3 separate regions of the Mus musculus genome follow, and all the other regions are linked to region 2. The links are chromatin loops, found by intact Hi-C in ENCODE. Cell type or tissue: heart. All regions are shown on one strand. Region 1 holds the start of Snord90 (small nucleolar RNA, C/D box 90). Region 2 has its middle 5.1 kb from the start of Crb2. Region 3 overlaps Strbp (spermatid perinuclear RNA binding protein).

Region 1 (8,000 bases), 370 kb before region 2:
GACCAGAATACAATACACTGTGGCCACTAAATGTTTAAAATCATCTATTTGAATTCATTTACTGTTCCTCTTAAATTATTAAAAGCACCTCTCATGATATTGAGCGTGAAGCAACCTATTATTATAAATATTTCTTGAATTAACTATCTTGGGTTTTTCTATTTCTCAGAAGGCAGTTTTTAGAGATTTTTTTCCCCCTTGAGACAGGATCTCTATATAGCCTTTGCTGGGTGAAAATTTGCTAAGTAAACTAAGCTGGCCTGCAGCTCAGAGATAGAGATGCAACGGCCACCGCCTCCTGGGTGTTAGGATTAAAGGTAAATGCTATCACAACAATTTACAAGGACCTAAAACACGGACAGACTCTTGAGTGTCTACATTTTATTTGGCTGAACCAAACTGGTGAGACTGGGTTCAGTGAGAGACCCTGACTTAAAAAATTGAAGTGGAGAGGTGCACAATCACACACACATGCGCACACATGGAATGCACCTCCACAAACATGTATATACACAGGAACATAATAATTATATGCATATAAATCTCAGTGAGGCAGTAATATATAATTTTTAAAAGCCAACATGCTACATATACATTGTTTCTTTTTTAACCCTTTGTACAACCTCTGTTTGTTTGCAGCACAATACAAAGAATAAGGCTAACTGGAAATATGAACAAACCGGAAATTATCTGGTTCTTCATTGGAAACACTGAGTTTATATGTGAAATACTGTCTAGGTACAAGGAAGATAAAAATGAATAACCCAAGAGATAAATGATGTCCAATGGAAATATACAGGTAAATGAATAATTAAGAAAAAGCAAGTCAGCAGGGTGGTGGTGGCAAATTCCAACACTTGGGAGGCAGAGGCAGGCGGATTTAGGAATTCGAGGCCAGCCTGGTCTACAGACTGAGTTCTAGGATGGCCAAAGCTATACAGAGAAACCCTGTCTGGAAGAACCAGAAGAAAAGAAAAAGAAAAAAACAAGTTTACAATATTAGTAACTGTGTAAAGAACATTGCTATTTCAATGTGTTCTTCAAAGTTCAAGGTTAGAATTTTTTTTTCCAAGATAGGATTTCTCTGTATGAAAATCCTGACTATCCTGTGGACTACTCACTCTGTAGACCAGGCTGGCCTTGAACTGAGAGATCTGCCTGTCTTTGCCTCCAGAGTGATAGGATTAAAGGTTCGTCTCACCACCCTGGACTCAAGGTTGGAATCTTAATCCTCAAAGTTTTAAGTGGTGAGACACCCTAAATACTTGGTTAGGAAAACCAGTATGGTACAGGTTCACCTTCTCAAAGAACAACTCAGTTGGAAGAAACAGACTAAACAGAGAAGGCTGGCGGAAAGGATCTTCTGCTCCTTCATAGCCACTACTCACGGAAGTATTTCCCTAGGGCAACACACACAGAAACTACTGCTACCATGGTCCAAGGGGCCAGGCTGTAGCCTTTCAGTGTCACGGAGTTCAGAGTTAGCCATTAAGGCCAGGCAATGTATTTTTAGGAATGTTGTTTTTTTCCCTTTGAGACAGGGTTTCCTTGTAGCCTTTAATGGCTTAAAATTTGCTATGTAGACCAGGCTGGCCTCCAGTTCACAAAGATGCAATTGATACTGCTTCCCAAATATGAATTTCTTTCATGAAATTCAAAGATGAACTTCAAAGGGCCATTACATGAAGCAGTGAAAATGTAAACAAAGCTAAGATGGCGACTCCCAAGATTTTGGAGTTGCCAGGAATCTAAATCTGATTGATTAGCCAAATTGGTATTTAGCTATAATAAGTATGGAGCTGGCCCAAGACAGAGGCTATATGCTTGAGCTAGACAGATGAGACTACTCAAATGCTTGGAGTTCATGGGACTCATTAAAACCCCAGATGCACACATACAGTTATAGGTTTGAAGTTTACCTGCTGAGTTTCAGTTTGGTTTTACTTTTCCTTGTAGTGACCTAGTTCCTCTTTTTTGGAGTGAAAATGTTTGCTCTGTGTGATTTTAGGTTGAAACTACTTGACACATTTTTTTTATTTTTAATTGTATAGGGTTCAAAATTTAAGAGGTTGCCTAAAAGGCTAAAGAGGTGGCTCTGCAACAAAGAACACTTGCTGCTCTTGCAAAGGATCTGAGTTCAGTTCCCAGTACCCACAAGGTGTTCAGTTATAACTCCAGTACCTGGGGATCCAGCTCCTCTATGGAAACTGCACACATGTACATACACAAACATGCAAATGAAACATTCATATATAAAAGGTAAATTTAAAATTTTTAATTGCCTAAAACTCAGATGAGACTTTGAAAACAAAGTTTTTATTGTATTTTTTATTAGATGTTTTCTTTATTTACATTTCAAATGCTATCCTGAAAGTTTCCCTATTTCCTCCCCAGCCCTGCTCCCCTACCCACCCACTCCCACTTCTTGGCCCTGGTGTTCCCCTGTACTGGGGCATATAAAGTTTGCAAGACCAATGGGCCTCTCTTTCCAGTGATGGCCGACTAGGCCATCTTCTGATTCATATGCAGCTAGAGTCAAGAGCTCCGGGGTACTGGTTAGTTTATAATGTTGTTCCACCTATAGGGCTGCAGATCCCTTTAGCTCCTTGGGTACTTTCTCTAGCTCCTCCATTGGGGGCCCTGTGATCCATCTAATAGCTGACTGTGAGCATCCACTTCTGTATTTGCCAGGCACTGGCAAAGCCTCACACAAGACAGCTATATCAGGGTCCTTTCAGCAAAATCTTGCTGGCATATGCAATAGTGTCTGGGTTTGGTGGCTGATTATGGGATGGATCCCCGAGTGGGGTGAAACTTTGAAAATTTAAAGAGTTGTTGGAGCTGTCAAAAACCAGAGGGCCCTTTGAAGTTGAACTGAATGCACTTTACATTATGAAATAGTCACAAGCCTCTAAAAAACAAAGGGTAAGTTTAAAAATGATGTTTCAGCATCAAACTGAAGGGTGGACTCCTGATAGTTAATATTGACTGAAAGCTTTACAAAATCTAGAAACATTTCAGAGAGTCTATGAGGGATTTTGTTGATTAATTGGGTGGAAAGACTCACCATAACAGCAGGTGGCACCATAACATGGAGTAGAGTCCCAGACTGAATAAAAAGAAGAATGCAAGTCGACTCAGCATTTACATATCCCTACTTCCTGACTGTGAATGTAATGTCCCTCATGATTTCACCCCATGATGGTGAACTGTACCTCTATATTGTAAGGCTTCCATCCTCCAACTGCATTTGTCACATAATGTATTACATCACCAAGGAAAGTAAGACAAGTAGTACTTAGTGCTTTATTGGTATATTATCTAAAAGATGAATCATGGCTTGAAAGGAAGGATTGAACCAATCATGTAGTATAGTAAAGCATCAATTAACAATTTAAAACAAAGGCTAGAAATGACTAGACAGGTACCTTACAAGGCATTTTCAATAAAAATGAGAAGGGTAAATAGATGAAGAAGTAGTAAAATGGATGAGTTGATATATTAACTGATAAGTAAAAATGGTACCTAGTACAGAATATAACCAATAAACTGGGTATTATAATTACTGTTCTCTTAATTACTGTTTTTGTACGACCAAAAAGGATAAAGATCAGAGAGGATAAAAGAAAGGTATAGCTGATTTATAGGTATATATACATACACACACACACACACACACAAACACACACACACACGGGTTCTAGGTGAGTGTGAAACGACACTGAACCTACAGATTCCTTTCTGGCTTGTTTTGTTCTAATTAAACTCAAGCCAAGTTCTTTCAAAAGAACTGTATCATAGAGCTGGCAAGATGACTCTGGGTAAACATGCTGGCCACACACACCTATAACAATCTGACTTTAAAACCAAAAATCCATAAAAAAAAAGAAAAATGTGATTGTGGATATCTGTAACCCTGGCATTCTCATGACCAAGATGGGAAGCACCTGAGAACTGGCCAGGTAACCCAGAGTACAAAGTGGAAGGAAGGAAAAGAAGGAAAGGAAGGAAAGGAAGGGAGAGAAGGGAGAGGAAGGAGAGAAGGGAGAGGAAGGAGAGGAAGGAGAGGAAGGGAGGAAGGGAGGAAGGAAGGAAGGAAGGAAGGAAGGAAGGAAGGAAGGAAGGAAAACAAAAGGAAGGAACTGACTTCCAAGAAGCTGACTTATGACTTCCACATAACTGTCAGAGAATGTGCATGGACATGCTAGCATATGCCACATGTAAATACATTATTTCATTTTTTTTTTAAAGTTCTTAAAACCACAAAATCTTTAGTTATTTTTAACAATGAGTGTTTTAAAATTAGTGTTTAAAAGCTAAAATACTCTATTTCAGGTATGAATAAGCTGAACATATTTCCTAGAGCAGCAATTCTTAACCTGTGGGTCTTAACCCCTTTGGGGTCGTTGAATAACTCTTTCACAGGAATCACCTAAGAAGACCATTGCAAAATACAGATATTTACGATTCTTTTTTTTTTTTTTTTTTTTGGTTTTTCGAGACAGGGTTTCTCTGTGTAGCCCTGGCTGTCCTGGAACTCACTTTGTAGACCAGGCTGGCCTCAAACTCAGAAATCCGCCTGCCTCTGCCCCCTAGTGCTGGGATTAAAGGCGTGTGCCACCACACCCAGCTGATATTTACGATTCTTAACAGTAGCAAAATTACAGTAGCAGTGAAAACAAGTTTACGGTTGGAGGTCGTTACAACATGAGGAACTGTATTAAAGGGTCGCAGCACTAGGGAGGTGGAGAACCACTGTCCTAGAACCTAAAAAAATGGCACAGTGGTTAAGAGAGCATCTACTGCTCTTCCAAAGTTCAGATCTGAATACCCACTGGGAAAGACTCACAATTGCCTAGAACTCTAGCTCCAAGGGGCATATGTACTCTTCTGGCTTCCATTGGCATTCATACAGAGATACATACACATGTATAAGTAAAAATAAATATTTAAAATTTTTGTTGATATAAATTCTATACCCAGAGCTGCCTTTGCCTAAATAATCCAGCCATTTTGGTTTACCTGGCCCTTTTGACTACCATTTACTCTCCTGGCCTCTGCGTTTCTTGGCCTCCCACCCCTCCCCCATCACCTCATAAGGCCTGGCTCAGGGTCTTGTTCACTTTGGACTCTCCCAAATGTCTCTGCTTCTGGCTATGCTCTCTTTTATCTAAAATAAGCCTTCTCCTCCACCCTACCTAGGAGCAGTCATGTCCTCCTTTTTACTTTGTTTTTATTCAGTAACTTATAGGAAAATGTTAAAAAGAGCAATCTCCAGAATAAGAAAAATTATCTATATTTAACATTTTGCCTGAGATTTTGCTGGTATGTTCAACTGAACCTGAGCAAATAAGACAAATAACAGTACTTTCATTCTACATTGGTAATGGAAACACGGATTCCAGTTTCTAAATATGACTTTTTCAAATATGACTTGTTAACACTAATCTTATACCTAGTTTAATCTGATGGATTCATAAAAATGGTTATTTTGCAATTCACATTACCTGTATCTTTGAAACATCACAAAAGTTAATACTGTATATAGCACTCCCTCAATGACCCTACATAAAAAAAACAACAACATTTTTCCAGACTTACTTTTCAAGCTCTTCCTGAGAATGGGCAAATGTACAATTTGTTCCTCGTGGACAACCCCCTTGTTGTCGTAAATCTCGGCACATACTAGTTTTATACTTGCTGTTTGGCTGTGGCTACACAAACAAAATATTTAGCAAATGGAAAAGCTATCAATTATTATTCACTCATTAGACTTCAGAACTTAAAAGACTTAAGTCTTTTTCACATCAGACACATAATTCTCATGCATGCAGAAACAAGTTCCATTCACCATTTCCTACTGGAAGAGTAATAGAGATCCTTAAGGAAGCCTTCAGGCCTTCTTTCTGAAGGTTATCTGAAATTGATTCAAATTTATACCTACCTATTTCTCAATCTTCAAATTGTAGTAACAAAATAATTTTTAAAGGAACTTAAGAAAATGGGAAGCTATGATCTTTACCCATTTAAAAGCTTCCCCCAAAAAGTTGAAGTAAAAAATTATTACATTATTAGTTGATTTACAGGCACAACTCTATTCATAGGCAAACAATGAGGGAAAACAATAAAATGCACCATCAGACAGACCCTGTGGTAGTGGTGCATACTTATAATCCCAGCACTCAGGAAGCAAGGCAGACAAATCTCTGTGAGAGTTTCAGGACAGACAGGGCTACACAGAGAAACCCTGTCTCAAAAAACTAAAAAAAAAGAAACTAAAAAAAAAAACCATAATATGCATCAAATTCTTAAGAAATTGCTCTTACTATTGTGACCTTAAAAAATAAAAAAATTATCATTCAGTTGACACTAAATAATATAGTAGTTTCTAAATAAAATATGAATAGAATAAAAAGTTAACAGATTTTGGAGTACTTTTAGCCCTACCTTGTTAGATATTGATAGCATAACTTTTAATATGATATTTAACTCAACTGAAAAGACATTTGGATAAGGGATTATATTTGAACTTCCTCTTCTAAAGTACACTACAAATATTTAGGAATTTCAAATTCCAAATATATTATAAAACAAATTCATTTGAGAGACAGCAAAGAAAAAAAAACTTTCAGCTATAAAAATACCCTCTAAATTCCTTATAAAAAGAAATGCCAACCAAGTACAATAAAAAGGGAGTTTCTCTCAAAAGTACAAAATAAAAATTTGCAAGAATGCTATGCATGTCACTCAGTGTCAGACAGGAAGCCCTGGGCTCAAAGCCTGTGCAGCTACACATGCACATACACATGAACACCCTCCTTTCACACACATAACTTCTAATAGGGAAGGGTTATATACATAGTCCATTTGCCAATAAGATTGTTAGTACGTTCAGGATGAAGCTGTCTTGGACACAGCAGTAGTTAGAAATGTAGTCAATTTACCTGAGGTGTCTCATGGCCTTTTCTACTATAATTTTGTATGAAGTCCACAAGACCATGAACAACTGTTTTAACAGCTACCATTGCATTTTCCAGTTGCTCCCAAGTTGGTGAAACAGCATCTAAATTAAGAGTCAAAGGGATGGGGTTGGGGTTGGAAGAGACAACATATCAACAGTCATTCCTGGTGCTATTTACCTCAAAGTTCCATAAAGTATAAGCACTTTTCCCACATACCTGGATTAGGGTCTATGTTTGCAAGAAGCTCTAAATGAGGTCTCAGCCTATTTAAATTAGCAGGGTCACCAGTTCGCTGCAAAACAATTGTCAATTCCTGGACACTCTTTGCAAATGATTCTGGAGACTGTAGCTAACAGGGGAAAAAGAAAAAAAGGGATTTTTTACTCTGGATTTTTGAACATACCTATATTCAAAATGTTTTCCAATGAATCACCTTACTTAATAGTTTTCAAGTGTCTTCAGATTTCATAATAGGACAATCAATGATGAACTAAATTTTCACCTCAGAATCTGCCCTATGAAATTCATCACTAGACACTTAAAAACATTATTTATCAGCTATATTAGCTCTCTGGGGTGAGAATGTTGATAAAAGTTTTCAACTTTACAATGCTACAAAGGCAAAATATATTCAGTAGAGAGTGTTCCACATTTTACATTTAATTTCATCAAGGGGAGTGATGTGAAGTACAGTAGTCACACTGTCATGAGACAATGGCACTGACCTACAGCTCTCAGTGAGCACATAAGTAGCTAATACTCCACAAAGACCAGCGTGGACAATGTTCTAAGTCATCAAGTTCACTAGGTTAGATACGTGTATTTTCTACTCAGGCAGGCATATTAGGTTATTAACAGAGAAGGAAGGATCTATGCTACAGTATTTTCTGAGACAGGAAGGGTACAAAATCTAACCTTACAAACCTTATCAATGATAGACTGCATGTGTGATTTATGAGCCAAGTCCCCATACAGCAGTGAAGACCACTGCTCAGGTGAAATACGGAGTCCTGCTTCCATGGCAATATGAACAATCTG
Region 2 (8,000 bases):
GGCTCCCAAAGAGGACTCTCCAGGGGCAGACTTTCAAAGATCCCCTCCTACTTAACCCCTGCTCCAGCCACACACCCGTGGACCCCAACTCCTTGCAAAGGTCACATGAGCTGCATGCAGCTGCAGCAAGCCAGCTGGCTCCCTAGATGACTCTTACCAATTTTTTTTTTTAAGAAGCCGCTGTATCTGGAGGCCAAGCCCATGGGCTGTCTCTGCTGTGTTTCTGCTCACAGTGCCTTGGGGCCCGGAGAGCACCCCCAGGGGAGACAGTCTTTGTTATGCTGAAGACATCCGGCAGCCTCTCCAGGCACTTAGCATACACTGCATTCAGTTTTGTGGGCATGTTTGTTTAACGATTGGCTCCCTTGGTTGTCCCAACACAACTCTGCCTCTGCAATCGCAAGCCCATGGTGGGCAGGTAGTTGGGTGGAAAAGTGGTCATGCAGATTAATGGGTGGATGGATGGAGTATCAGGGGGGAGATGGTCTTCGTTCTTCCACTGATATGGACAGATGTTGGAGGCAAATAGCTAGAGTTCTGGAAAAAAGTAGGATCCTCTTTCTAGGCCTCGGTTTCAGTGCTTACAGTAAGTAGCCATGCTTGGCGACAGCCAAGTGATCTTGCCCAGGCATTCCTGGGAGAAATGGTGACTTGCCTGAGGCTGAGGCTGGCCACTTCTACAGACTAGATGGTTTGGTTACCATGACCTGCCACTCTTCCTCTTTACCTCCCCTGTTGCCCAGGACCTGCTCCGGAGCATGGCCTGTGGAGACCCACCACAGCCTGGGCCTTAGGGCCATGGGTGGGTGGGTGGAGCCCAGGAAGAGAGCTGATTGGCTAGTGCTGAAGCAGAAAGGTGAATTATCTGTCCCTGGTCATTTCCTCACCTGAGGATGTTGGGACAGAGCCCCAGGGGCTCTCCTGAGGGACTGCAGGGTCTCACACCAGTACTTAGCACACAATGTGGCAGCTATGAAGCTTCTCCTAACCCTCCTCCGCTCTGATTTGCGTGGTTCTCCCAGCTAAGCAACCCACTGAGGTATTTCTGGAAAAGTCATCTGAGTGCCTTGAGGTCCTGAGACTAACTTCCTGACTGGCTGTTGGTTTGTCTGCTGCAGCTCTGACTCAGCCAGACTCTGCATCCTCTTTCCCCAGGTTACCACCTCTGCATCCCCTGGCACCAGTGGCCTCAGCATCCCACGGGAGGTCTGGGCTCTATCTGAACAGGATCGAGGCTCAGTCCACCTGGGAGGAGAATTGGGCTCCACTTTGAACCAGGATTAGTGATCAGGATTAGGGTCTATTTTGAGTCAAGAGGAGGCATGTTTTCAATGTAGGTCTTGTGGCCTGTGCCCTCAGAAGAGGGCCTGAAAGGAAGGGGCAAAGAAGGCAGAAAATATTGGTCTACCTTACAAGGGTCCTGGGAGCTGTGCCTTGCAAGTGAGGGAGGCTGGCCGTTCTTGCTCAGTATTGGTTATGCACTGGCCACCAGCTGTCCCTAGCAAAGTCCCAACCTCACTGGGCCTTGCTGGTCAGCATTTCCAGCAGCTCTTTCCTAGACATGGGTTCTGTGCCACTGTGTTCGTTCCATCCCTCTTAGGGTTCTGCCTCACACCTGGGACACTGGGCATCCTGATAGGACAGAACTCCAGTCCCTAGTGTCTAACAAGGGTTTTGGCCAGACATCATAAGCCCAAAAAGAAAAGCCCAGAGTAGGCTGGCCATTCAACCTTCCTAAGAAGCCCCAAGAGGGCAGGCTACATGCCTGGCTTCACACAGCTGCAGGCTGACCCAGATGGAAGCCCAACTGGCTGAGTCCCGAGTCCTGTGCACTCTTAACTGCGGGCAGTGAGCTTATTAGAAAGCACAGGCCTGAGGGGAGGAACAACCCCCACCCCCTAGTTCCCAGAGCAGGAACAGGGTACAGGCACAGGGCCCTGGCACCCACCAACTCCAGCCTCTCTGGCCAGCCCACCAGGCATGCTGCCCAGGAGAGGGAGTGGTATGTTGTGGGCAGGCAACCCTTCTTGGGTAATGAGGCCCAGCCTGTGGTTTGCAGGCCTTACAATGTGAATAATTCATTTGCAACCAAGTCTGGGAATTAGAAACCCATCCTAGATGATTTATTTAGCAGGGGGCCCGCTTCTAGGGAGAGGGGAGGAGGGCTTTGAACTATAAAAGGGAAGCATAAGTCTCCTAGCTGGATTTAAAGAGACAGACAGGCCTGGCTTTCCAACCCCAGCTCTGACTCCCTCCATCTGTGTGACCTTGAACACGAGCCTGGACTCTGTGCCTCAGTTTCTGTGGCTGTGAAATGGAGGACCCCTGCAACTGTAGCTGGGTTGTAAGTTTGTCCCGTGCACAAAGGAACACTTATATATAATAATGTGACTTGATTTAACCAACCATGTACTTTGTGGCCTGCCCCATGCTAAGAGATTACATACAGTGTTCCAAATTAGGAAACTGAGGCTCAGGCAAGGATCCTAATGGCCGCTGATGGACATTAGGACCATCCGAGGCAGATAAAGGCAAACTAACTGGGAGGAGTCCTCAGCCCAAACAGATGACAAAGTTTTCATTTTGCCCAACTCTCCCACTCTCCAAAATCACATACAATGGGCAGGCAGCGATAGCTGGCATTGAGCTGAGAGAGAGAGAAACGGAGCCTCTTGCACCTCCGAGCTGCTAGGCACTTGCTAATAACTAGCCCTGGGGCTTTCCAGAGGGCTTGTGGCCTTGGCCTTTGTACAGGAGGCTACTGTTCACTGTTGGGAACTCCCAGGCTCTTGGAGGGGTGAGACAGGGCCAAACTTATCACTCTGACTCAGCCAAAAGAGCTTGGGGTGACCCAGGTGGTACAGCTGTATTCTGATGCTATTGCACACGGCTCTGTGGTCTGCTATGTACATGCACACATGCGCTTGCTTGTGTGAGGTTGCATGCGTGCATGTGAGTGTTTCTGAATGCGTGGTGAGGGGGAGGATATGCCTACGGGTATATCAAGATTGAGTCTTTAGATGTGTCCTGCAGATGTTTCTGGAATTCATGAGTGTCCCATATCATATGTGCCCTGTCTATACAAGTACTGGGGATACTCTGTTAGAGTCACTACATGTCTATGAGCATTTAAGTGTGGGGTGAGATAAGATATACATACATGTTTTTGCACATATGTATGCGAATATGATTAGGTTCATATGTTTGGGCACTCAGAGGTCAGCGTGTGAATGAATAGCACTGAGCCCGCGTCTGTGTGAGGAATGTGTGTGGCTTCTGGGATCTTGAATTACATGTGTGCAGGTGTTTGGAGAGTATTTTCTCTATGTGTCTCTGTGTGTGTGGTGTGACATGGGAGCAGAGATGTGAATGGCGTGGTGTGTCATGTGTGCACGTGAAGGCACGTAGGCAGCCATAAATTGTGTAGAGAGACCCTAGCAAACTTGACAGCCAAGAGTCTTCCATTTCAGGCTGCTACACAGTAGCGTGTGGGTCCCCTCCCTCTAAGCTGCAGCCTTCCTGAGAAACAGGAGCTGTGCTGCCTAGGTAGCGCCAACATGATACATTCCTTCAGTTCAGCTGAGGAGATAGGCCTGCAGGCCCAAGGGCCGGTTCTTTCCAGGTTAGTGAAAAAACCGGCTGGAATTATTTTCGGCTTACATTGTTGCTTCAGTCAGATCGAATAGGAAAGAGTTTCCGATTTCAGCGACTCCATTTGTTACTTTTTTTTTCCATAAAAAATTGAAAAGATTGCTCCGTTTAGATGCAAGTAGAGATGTCAGTCACTCTCCCAAAAGTTTCCCCTGCCACTCTCTCCCCTCCCTCAGCTCCCCCATCCTTTCAGACCTTCTCACAGGGGCTGTCTGCACCCTCCCTCCCTCCTAACTGCCCGTGGGCTGCCATGTGTGTCTTGTCCTAGCTCCACTACCTTAGGTCCTTTCCCTGGACCTCTGTGGCCTCCTTTGCTTGAGGCCACCTCGGCCCTGGCAATCCGTTCTCATGCCTCATGTCTATCCCTCAGGTTAACTGCTTCTTGTCCACCTGTCCGACAGGACACACTGCATTCTAGCACTTCTCTGGCCATCATCAGCCCCTGCAGGCCTGAGAGGGGAGGCTGGGGAAAGCTGGTTCTCCTGCGGGTGGCCGGCACACAGGATGTTAAGCTGCAAGCGCAGGGTTCAGAATCCCAAATGGCATATAACTTCTAGCTTAAACAGCTGAGTTACTGGATTACTGAATCCTGTACTGAGCCTGGATCTGAGACACTTAGCCATGACTCCAAAAACAGCCTGAGCTTCACCAACTCGAGGTTCTCTCACCAGACTGGGCTAGGAGAGTCTGTATTTTCACTTTACCCAGCCCCAAACAGTCACCATTCCTAGACCCGAAATACTGAGAGGTGGGGGCAGGGTATATACAGCAGCTCGTGGGAAACGCCCAACTATGCTTTTTCTGGAACTCGCAGGGAGAGCCCATTCCTCTAGTCTATCCGATGTGGGGCGCTGCAGTCTCTTTCTCTCCCGACAGGGGCAGCAGGACTACTTGGATCTGACCCTGAGGCGACCTTGGTGAGTCAGTCCACAGCGAGAAGGATAGAAAGGGAAGCTGTAAATTTGCCTGCAACGCTCGACCTCTGCTTACCTCCACCTTACTCCAGGAAGGCCAATCCCCACATGCAAATCCCACTGAAGAATAAAGAGTCTATTGAAGGTACCTCGGGGAAAAGTGTAGCCTGTGCTGTCTTGAAGCGCCCTCTGGTGGCTAAATAGGGACCTGCAGTTTGTCCTTTATCTTTGTCATCTTCCTCTAGTCAACCCTTGTCCCGCCTGCCCCTACCCCCTTCATCATGATTTACCTAGCAGAACTCTTGGTTCTGCTCCTTCCGTCTCCATCTCCCCAGCCCTCGAAGGCATCCAATGTCTCAACCCAGACGTCTCCCAGTTTCTCTTGGTCCTACCGTACAACACATCTTCCACAATCTTTCCATTCTAATTGACCACGCCATTTCCAGCTTTATCCTTTACCTCGGCTCCCCCTAGTGGCCCTAGGACCAAATTTAATTTCTTTGGTACCTTCAGGCTCTGCACCAACAGTCTCACTCTTTTTTTTTTTTAAGATTTATTTATTTATTTAAGATTTATTTATTTATTATATGTAAGTACACTGTAGCTGTCTTCAGACACACCAGAAGAGGGAGTCTGATCTCATTACAGATGGTTGTAAGCCACCATGTGGTTGCTGGTATTTGAACTCTGGACCTTCAGAAGAGCAGTCGGGTGCTCTTACCCACTGAGCCATCTCACCAGCCCCAGTCCCACTCTTTTAACCCCATTCTTATCTTACTCTGCTTTTGGGCAATGCTGGTGTCCTCAGACTCTGTCATTACTGACATTCGCCCAGCCTAAATTTTATCCAGCTGTAGCTTCTGCTTCTTCACTTGAAAAACTCCTATTCATACTTCATGGTTCCAAGTCCCATGGAAAATTGTCCCCAGAGAGTTTGTCTCTGTCCTTGAGGCTCCATGGGCTCTCAGTCAGTACCTTCCTGCTCTGTCGGTATGTCTGTCTTCTTCACCAGATGAGAGAGTTCTCTGCAAGAGTGACTAACTGAGTGATTCTCACTGGAGCCTTGACAGGTGTGTCTACACTGGTGACTGCAGTCCATGCAAGGCCTGTGGAGGCTCTGACCGAGTCTGGATGTGGATCTGAACTCTTCCCTGGGGTGGTGACTCTAGAACCCAGCAGCAAAACATCAGCAGGGTGTCAGCAGTTCATCATGGTGACCTGTCATTTGAGCTGGGGTGGGTGCTTCTGGAAGCAACCCCTACCCTCATCTTTGTCACCTTCACTGGAGGAGGAAGGAGAGCTGCGAGGTAGGGAAGGAGACCACTGGCACAGCTTGGCTTTGGCTAACCATGGGCTTAGGGTTAACAGACAAAATAGACAACATTTCCAGTTGGAAAAACCCCTCCAGCAGCTGGCACAGAACCCAATCTTGAATTTCTAATCCTCCTGCCTCCGCCTCCGAAGCGCTTCGGTCACAGATGTGCACCACCACACCCTGCTTATGTGTCAGGAGTAGAAGCCAGGGCTTCAGCCATGCTAGGTAAGCCCTCTTCTGAATGTAGCCCTTTGCTGGGTCTTTTGTTGATCATGAGACATGGGTGCCTCTGGCTGTGAGTGGGGTTTAGACTCAGGGTGAATTGTTTGTAGGACAGCCCACAGACCACCCAACTTAGTAATTGCCCATGGACCTTTCATATGAAGTGCTATTTCAAATGATAAATGAAAAATATTTTATGTTTTTTAGTATTTTTCTTGCGTCATGTGGAGGCCAGAGTGCTGGATCCTCTAGAACTGGCTTTTTAACCCATTAATTGTGAGCTGCCATTTGCACGCTGGGAATTGATCCCAAATCATTTGGGAGAGCAGCCAGTGCTCTTAACCACTGAGCCATCTCTTCTGCCCCTGGAGTGATATTTTTGATGGGCAGTGCTCAGAGCATCAAGTGGCTTGCCTAGGGATAGGGAGTATTAGCTGGACAGTGGTGGCACACACCTGTAATACCAACATTTGGGAGGCAGGGGTAGGCATAGCTCTGTGAGTTCAAGGCCAGCCTGGTCTATAGAGTAAGTTCCATTACAGCTACACAGAGAAACCCTGTCTCGAAACCAAATAAAACAAAACCAAACAAAAGAATAAGGAGTATTTCCCATAGTTGTTATTACACATAGAAAGTGCTAGAAATACAACCACCACACAAAATGCAGAAAGATGGCTTCTTGTCCCTATCGTTCTTTGGGGAAATTATATATACCTACCACAGAAGTACTCAGGCATTTGAATTGTGACAGGACACACTCCTTATCTTGTGGCCTTGAAAGCTGTCTGCCACATTCCAGGATTCTATGGGTAGAAGCAAATTTCTTATTTCATTATGTTCCCCAGTGTAGCCAATAAATTTATTTCCAATTTGAAATCCATATAGCTTAAAATTACTTTCTCATTTTTAATTTAACTAGCACTTGCTTGGCTGTTTCAAACACTTTAATCCTTAAACACAGTTTATCCATAAGACAGTTCCACCTAGCTGGAGAAACCCTGTCTCAAAAAGCCCTAAATAAATAAATAAATAAATAAACAAATGAAAAAAAAAAAAGACAGTTCCACCTAGTGAGGGCTATTATTTTTTCTTTCTTTCTTTCTTTCTTTCTTTCTTTCTTTCTTTCTTTCTTTCTTTCTTTCTTTCTTTCCTCCTCCTCCTCCTCCTCCTCCTCCTCCTCCTCCTCCTCCTCCTCCTCCTCCTTCTCCTCCTCCTCCACCTTTTTTTAACTTGGAAGTTAATGAGGCTCAGAGACATTAAGAGACTTAGTGACTTACAGAGCTGGAAAGTGGATGCTGGGGATTTGAATTGGTATCTATGCCCTCACCACTGTATTCCTCTCTGATGTGTTAGTTCTACCAAGTCAACCACTAGCAGTCAGTTCCATGCTCTCAGATGTATCCCTGAATTCCTTGACCTCCTATGACAATCCAAGCTCCAGGCGCGCTCTGTCCACTGCATTCTTCAAAGGACCACCAGGTGGCAGCTTCGGGATTAGTGCTTGGGGGTGGGCTCCTGGGTGAACCAGTCCCTGTCTGTTGCCTGGCTCCTCTTCACAGCCCACTCCCCTGTCTCCCATCCCTGTAGCTACCCCCCAGGGTCCTGCTATTTAATATTCTTGGCGCCATTCATATTCCTGGAGCAAAGCACAACTGCCCTGTAAAGTCTCACGAGGCTGGAGCTGTTACTCCTATTTTACAGATGACAGACACAATAGACTGAGAGCGAGTAAACTCCGTGTCATTCAGGCATGTTAGGTGCCTATATGTTTAGCTGTGCTCCCCCAAGAGTGGAGCATGACTTCCTCAAGATTAGCGATGGGAGTTCCAGGTCAAGAGACAACTGGAGTGGGTGTCCCAGAAAACAGGGCAGGCCTCTAATTCTGGAGAGGCTACAGG
Region 3 (8,000 bases), 170 kb before region 2:
AGTGAGAACTTGTCTCAAAAATTCCAATCTACCAGCTAACTAACCAACCCAGCCACCTAAAGCAAAGCTAAATGGAAAAAAATTAATAATAAGCAGCAGCAGCAGCAGGAGGAGGAAGAGGAGGAGGAAGGACAAGAAAGATTTAACAATGGGAAACTAAAGGAATGTGTAATTGATTCCATGATTTTCTCAATTGTTCTCTATCTCTGTTTATCTTACATTTCAGATCACAGTACTATAAACACTCTGAGAAACATCCTAGGTGCCTTTTTTTTTTTGGTTTAAATACCTAACGTATTTATTTCTATCATACAAATGTATTCAGACATTAGTATCACCCCCAACATTCAATATGAGGAAGACAATTTGTCTTATATTTTACTCTGATTATCTTTTCCCCTCGTGTCTAAAAATGTCTTTGTGATATAAAAACGAGAGGGTGGAAAAATCTTGTGCTAATGTATATAATTAGCTACACACACTCTCTCTGTCCTTTCTTTACCCTCCCACCCTACCCCTGTAGAAGAGCATGGCACTACAATTCCCAAATCACCTCCATTATTCACTATACCAACAATAACTTCACTCCCCATAAAATTATGGGCATAAATCAAAAGTCCACTGAAAAGATAAGTATTGTCTTAATATGTATTATTCACAACATATCCCAGAGAAAAAAGTGTCAAGTCACTAAGAGTAAGTAATTTTAGCCAAGTGGTAATGGCACCTGTTTTTTATACCATTACTAGGGAGGTAGAGTTCAAGGCCACCTAGGTCTACAAAGAGGTACTTCCAAGATAGCCAGGGCTACACAGAAAAATCTTACCTCAAAAAAAGCCAGTAAACAATTTCACAAAAGACCAAAGTGGCACAAAAACAAATGTGAAGACAGAAATCGCAAGATCATCTCAATAGATACAGAAAATGCTTTTCAAAACGTTAAATATCTCTTCATGATTTAAAAATTTTTTAAAAATTTCAATCTTACTTGCCATGGACTGGGACCTCCGGCTGCTGTGCTGAGGTCAGTGATGAGGTCTCTCCTCAACAGGGGCAGCACTTGGACAGTGCTGGCCTTACCAAGCTGGCCCTGGTCCCATCTGCCTGCTGAGGTGGCCTATGAAGTGACACAGGTATGAAGGTGACACCCACCCCCCTTGCCACCTGCAGCAATCAGGAGAGTTGGTCATTGGGTCATAAAAGCAAGAGGCCCTATACCTCACCTGGGCAGCACAGTAGAGCTGGCCTGGGTAGAGGGGGAACAGGTAAGCCTGCCTTCTGCCTATGGTGGCAATGGATAGCCTAGCCAGGGCAGTGCTGGAAAGCTTGCCCTGGTAGTGCAGATGAGGGAGAGCTAGGAAGTTTACCAGCTCAGCTATCACCCAGGCCCAGATCCAAGGAGTTGACCCAACCCAATATCTACATCGTCGATGAACTGTTGAGGCTTGTGAAAGGGCCAGCCCTGCTGTTCCAAAGCTGAAGGTTCTCCATAACACAGGGCAACAACAGAATAAACAGTAGGAGGCCTGGTGAGGATCTAATATTGATAGTGTGACAGGAGCCAGAAACCTCAAACCAGACCAATGACTCATTGCAATGAACATTTCAAAAGTAAAGATACATGGACACAGGTATATATCATAGGACAAACTGTGACACACTACAGCTTCCATGATGAGTCATTTTTTTTAAGATTGATTGATTGATTGATTGATTGTATGTAAGTACACTGTAGCTGTCTTCGGATAACCCAGAAGAGGGCGTCAGATCTCATTAAAGATGGTTGTGAGCCACCATGTGGTTGCTGGAATTTAAATTCAGTCAGTGCTCTTAACCACTGAGCCATCTCTCCAGCCCCCATGATGAGTTTTCTATACTTTCATTTATTTTGTTTGTGTTGTATTTGGAGGAAGTTGCAAGGCAGGAGGCAGACATGAGGGGACAGGGAGATGAGTGGGACTGGGATATATGACGTCAAACTCCACTGGCATAGGAAATAAACTAAAGAATAAGCAAATAGGGCTGCGTGAGATTAAAAACCATCCACTACACAGCAAAGAAACTGTCATAAAAATGGTGCTTAGACAGTGTGTAGAATGAAAAAAGTCTAGGCCAAATATATATAAGATAGGGAATTATCAACAATTTGTAAAAAAACTCTAAAAATTAAATGCAAAAAAAAGTACTTAAAAACATAGGCTAATGATCTGAATAGACAGTTATAAAGGGAAATTATGAATGGTCATAAATGTTTTAAATAAATGTTCAACACATTCTTTTTTCTTTTTTTTCTTCTTTTTTTTTTTTTTTTTCTTCGAGACAGGGTTTCTCTGTGTATTCCTGGCTGTCCTGGAACTCCCTCAGTAGACCAGGCTGGCCTTGAACTCAGTATTCCACTTGCCTCTGCCTCCCGAGTGCTGGGTGTTCAACACATTCTTAACCATCAGAAAATAACAATAACTACACTGAGGTGTCATCTCACCCAAATCAGAAAAACTACTGTCAAGAAAGCAGGGCTAGAAATGTGGGTAAGTACTAGAGCATCTTCCGAGCATGCCCAACGTCTTCAGATTTATCCCATCAGTACTACTCTACCACCCTAATAACATACACAGAAACAACAAATTCTAGCAACAATATAGACTAAGAATCATTATTCATAGGGCCTGAAGAAACAGCTCAGCAGTTGGGAGCACTGGCTAGTCCCCTAGAGGATCCAGAGTCATTTCTAGGATCTTCATGGCGATTCACAATTGCCTTTAACTAAATTCCAGGGGATCGACAGTACCAGGTATATACATTGTGCACATATATACGCATGTAGGTAAAATACCCATACACATAAAATAAATATTTTTAAAAGAATATTTATTCACTGCTAGTAGTAACATAAGTTTGGTAGCTACTATGGAAATCATATAGAGGTTCTACAAGATACTAAAAATAAAACTACAATATGTAGCACAGCTATACCATACATATAAGTATATACCCAAAGGATTCTAAATTCTAAGTATGGATACTAAAAAGATACTTGTACATCTCTATCTATTGCTGTAGTATCTACAATAGTCAGGATACAGAATCAGCATAGAAGTCCATCAACAGACTAATGGATAAAGAAAATATGATGGGTGTATGGGTATGTGTATACAAATACACACATATACATACATACACAGGGGTATTATATTTAGCTGTAAAGAAAACGACATTATGTTATTTCCAGAAAAATGGAGATCATTATGTTACCCAAAATAGGACAATTTGGAAGAAGGAAATGTACCAGCAGTGGGGAAGAGGATTGAAACAGAGTGATGGCAATGGGTTGGGAAAAAAACAAAGTACAATGAAAAATATGTATAGAAATGTCATAATGAAACCCATTACCATATATATCAACTAAAAACATGATGGGGGTATGGAAATGGCTCAGCTTACTGCTGACTTTTGTTCTCACTATCTACTTCCGGTTGCTCACAGCTGCGTCTAACATCTGCACCTCCAGCTTCAAGAGATCCCACACCGTATTCTGGGATCTATAGGCACCCACACACTATGACATACATTCAGAAAGACAAAAATAAATATTGGTTGGTTGGAACTTGATATGTAGACTAGGCTAGCCTAGAACTCACAGGAATCTATCTACCTAACATCCCAACTGCTGGGTTTAAAAAAAATAAAATTTAAGAAGACAATAAAAGAGGAAATAAATGGAAAATTTGAGATTATTACAAAGGTTGCTTAATTCAAACCTGAGGAATGATCTTCTTTTTCTTATTATTTGCCGCATTGGGTCCAGAAAACAGCTTCTCCAGGGCAGCTAGTGCTGCACTTGCCTTGGCCACTTTCTTGTTTGGACCTGCACCTCTGAATTTCTGTCCATCTACTTCTACCTGAAATTAAAAACAGCACTTTAGAGTTATATCTAACAACCCCCTCTGTGTAGTTTTAATTAAAACCATCCTAGGGCTAGAGAGATAGTTCAGCCGTTAAGAGTACTTGATGCTCTTGCAGAGGACCCAGGCTCAGTTCTCAGCACTCACATTGGGGTTTACAACCATCTGTAACTCCAATGGAAGGGGATCCAAAAGACAGACCAATGATACACATATATGCATGCAGGCAAAACATAAAGTAAAATAAACAAATCTGAACAATGAAAAGCTTAAAAATCATAAGGAAGAAAATAAGTTAAGAAAAATAGTGTTCTTAAAATAATGAAAGCTAATGGAAGTCTAAAATGCATTTTACTAAACCCTAGAAAAAGCAAGAAAGTAACCTTTCAACAAATCCAAAAGAGATAGCCACACAGACAAAAATAACATCAAAGATAACAAGAAGCAATAATTACTATTCCTTAGTATTTCTTAATATCCATGGACTCAATTCCCCCAATAAAAAGACATAGGCTAACAGACTGAATTCGTAAACAGGACCCAGCATTTTACTGCATACAGGAAATGCACCTCAGTGACAAAGACAGACACTACCTCAGAGTAAAAGCTGGAAAACAATTTTCCAAGCAAATGGTCTCAAGAAACAAGCTGGAGCAGCCATTCTATATCGAATAAAAGCAACTTCCAACCAAAAGTTATCAAAAAGGAAAGGAAGGACACTTCATACTCATCAAAGGAAAAAAAAAATCTATCAAGAAGAACTCTCAATTCTGAACATCTATGTTTCAAAGGCAAGGGCACCCACATTCATAAAGGAAACTTTACTAAAGCTCAAAGCACACACTGCACCTCACACAATAATAGTGGAAGACTTCAACACCACATTCTCATTAATGGGCGGGTCATGGAAACAGAAACTCAACAGAGACACATGGAAACTAACAGAAGTTATGAAACAAATGGATTTAACAGATATCTGCAGAACACTTTATCCTAAAACAAAAGAATATACCTTCTTCTCAGCACGTCATGGTGCCTTCTCCAAAACTGACCATATCAATCACAAAACAGACCTCAACAGATATAAGAAAATTGCAATTATAGCAACAAAAACAACAGAAATCCCACATACACATGGAAGCTGAGCAACGCTCTACTCAATGATAACTTGGTAAAAGAAGAAATAAAGAAATTAAAGACTTTCTAGAATTTAGTGAAAATTAAGGTACAACATACCCAAATTTATGGGACACAATGAAAGCAGTGCTAAGAGGAAAAATCAGCTCCAAGTGCCTCCAAAAAGAAACTGGAGAGAGCATAGCAGCTTAACAGCACACCTGAAAGCTCTAGAACAAAAAGAGGCAAATACACATCTAGAGGAGTAGAAAACAGAAAATAATCAAACTCAGGGCTGAAACCAAGCAAATAGAAACAAAAAGAACTATACAAAGAATCAAAACCAGGAGCTGGTTTTTTGAGAAATTCAACAAGATAGATAAACCCTTAGCCAGATTAACCAGAAGGCACAGAGACAATATCCAAATTAACAAAATCATAAATTAAAAGGGAGATATAACAACAGAAACTGGGGAAATTCAAAAAGTCATCAGATCCTACCACAAAAGCCTATACACAACAAAACTGGAAATTCTGGATGAAATGGACAATTTTCTATATAGATACGAGGTCCCAAAGTTTAATCAGGATCAGATAAACCACCTAAACAGTCCCATAACCCCTAAAGAAAGAGAAGCAGTATTACAAGTCTCCCAACCAAAAAAAGCCCAGGAACAGATGGGTTTAGTGCAGAAGTCTCTCAGATCTTCAAAAAAAAGACCAATATCAATACCCTTCAAACTATTTCACAAAATAGAAACAGAAGGAACAATACCCAATTCATTCTAAGAATACTCAGCTAGACTGAGTATTCTCCCTTGAAGATAGAACAGTTTCTGCCTAATCAGGAACTTGTCAAAATTTCCTTTCATTGAGGACTTCAAAAGAGATTTTTTTTCTACTTCTATCATGTTTTATGTTCCCAATAGATTTTAAAAACTGGTTGAGTCAATATTACTTTTAGCTTCAGAAAATATCATGTATATTTAAGAGGCCTTAACTATTATAAACTATTTTGATGACTTAAAAAATGTCAATACTGAGCTATATATGTTAAAATAGATTTTATTAGTTTACTAAAAGTAAAATAAAATAAATAATTAAAAATAAACTTCAAGAAAATAAAAAGTAAAGTGGGCATATATCTAGGTACATACCTCCATTACAAAGCGCTTGTCATGGCTTCCACCAGTTTCTGAGATGAGTTCATATTTGAGACCTCTTCTTTTTTCATTGAGCTCCATCACAGGATTTTTGCCACTTGCTGTGAGGATAGGACCCTGAGTTCTTACCTAAAAGGGACAGGGAAGAGAGGTTGAACACTGAATTTCTTTTCAACATAATTATGTTAAAAAGTAAACTCATTAATTCTACTTTAAAACATTTAAGAACAAAAATGAATCACCTGATAGCAAGACATTAATCATAGGTGAGGAAAACTCTGTAAGGTGTAAATATTGTAGTAACCTGAACAGTCTGCCTTTGAAGGAGAACTGTCCCATTCAACCTCTAAGGTTTGAGCTATAATTGTTCATGTCCTGACACGGCAGGGAACTAACAAAGCAGAGACAATAACAGCAATTTGCTTGATGCCTTGAAGGTTTATTATTGTTTATTTTTAGGTATGCAAGAAATAACTCTCCATTTTGCATGTGGGAAGCAATGTCTCTATAAGCCTTTTGGTCCCCCTAAACAATCTGAAGACACCTAATGTAAAAATACAGGATATAAACTACAGATTCTGAAGAAATAAAAATAAAGGCATACATTCCCTGGTATATGTGTTACAGAGGAGGTAGGTGCCTGCTGTAGAAATGCAAGAGATCGATTTCTGTTTTAGACTGCTGAGGTGAAACCTTTGAATGTCTGCTATGTGTATGTGTTTCCTTACCCCACAAAAGATCATTTCTTCAAAAATATGTGACTTCTTGCTATTATTCCAAAGCCAATTCTTTAGAGAGGATGCAGTCAACACAGGCTCCTCCCAAAACTTAGGTTTATTCCATTCTATTATCTGGAATCACTAGTCCACACAATCCAGGACTAACTCTTATTCTGAAATACACAGTGGGCAGTCTATTCACACATTAAATGGTGAACTTGTGCACCTCATGTACCACAGCTTGGCAGACACCTCAAAAAAATCTGTTTCCTCTACGAGATGTTTTTTAAGTTTTTATCCTAAGGTTAATAGTGTTAGTCTTGATACATATCATTATGACATTTTAGAAGTATTCCCATGGCCAGTATGTGCTCTAAATTAAAGTGTATGTATTTCTGCATAGGTATGTTGACAGATTCTTTTCAGGAATTCAGTAAAAGAAGATCAAGATGAAAAGCTACATGAAAATGATTGTCTTTATAAATATATTCAGAAATAAATCTAACACAATTAAGGTCGAACATCCAAATGTGGCAATGCTCCTATAATCCCAGCATTTGGAAGGTGGAAGCAGGAGGGTTACTAGTTCAATGTCAACCTCCACCACACAGGGAATTGGAGGAGGCCAGCCTGAAAAACTAGAAGCTCAATCTCAAAAACAAAACAAAACAAAACAAAACAAAAAAGTAATCAGAGAGTTCCAACTGTGACTCAGTGGTGTAGTGTTTGCCTAATGTGCACAAGATCTAGGGTTTGATACCAAGCACCATCCAAAGAAATAAGGCAGAAAATTAGTAATATATGCCTCTATGTGAAAGAGCTTATTTTTTCCACATCTCTAAGGTTTTCCATAGCACTCACACTACTTTATTCTCAAGAAGAAAAATTTACAAGTATACCTCTAAGGTACTGGAGGTCTCAGTTGTAGAATTTCCAGTATTATTGCTTGAGTTTGAAGATACTGTATCATTTTTGCTTTCATTATCTGATTTTTCATCGGAACTGATACATTCAATATCTGCATCAAAACCTGTTGGGTATCCCATTGCCTGTAAAACCTGTACAAATTCCATTAAAACATTTTTATTGGGTTACCAAAT

The links. Peaks named below come from ENCODE experiments on the same cell type or tissue, not always from the same donor. Only the 100,000 strongest peaks of a DNase experiment are listed, where the experiment ranks them.
Region 1: a loop joins it to region 2, with 2.9 times the contacts of the local background. A loop is called at or near these places in 15 of 42 quality-filtered maps.
Region 3: a loop joins it to region 2, with 2.6 times the contacts of the local background. A loop is called at or near these places in 4 of 42 quality-filtered maps.

The regions. Positions count from the first base shown.
Region 1 is chr2:37,392,643-37,400,642 of GRCm38, forward strand. It overlaps Rc3h2 (ring finger and CCCH-type zinc finger domains 2), which reads right to left. Exons shown (of 22, transcript NM_001100591.1): 7 at 7,887-8,000; 8 at 7,179-7,311; 9 at 6,945-7,063; 10 at 5,602-5,714. It overlaps Snord90 (small nucleolar RNA, C/D box 90), which reads right to left and starts at 7,486; the gene lies at 7,419-7,486. In heart, a CTCF peak has its summit at 3,072 (motif pointing right); no DNase peak of the experiment used is centred here.
Region 2 is chr2:37,767,190-37,775,189 of GRCm38, forward strand. No RefSeq gene overlaps it. Among named protein-coding and RNA genes, the nearest start is that of Crb2, 5.1 kb to the right of the region's middle. In heart, CTCF peaks have their summits at 4,755 (motif pointing left), 5,024 (motif pointing left) and 7,578 (motif pointing right); DNase peaks (open chromatin) are centred at 132, 1,922 and 4,832; H3K4me3 peaks cover 1,350 bases; H3K27ac peaks cover 3,021 bases.
Region 3 is chr2:37,592,946-37,600,945 of GRCm38, forward strand. Strbp (spermatid perinuclear RNA binding protein) reads right to left here. Exons shown (of 18, transcript NM_001379315.1): 13 at 7,800-7,958; 14 at 6,176-6,310; 15 at 3,759-3,899. Among named protein-coding and RNA genes, the nearest start is that of Gpr21, 80 kb to the left of the region's middle. In heart, no CTCF peak of the experiment used is centred here; no DNase peak of the experiment used is centred here.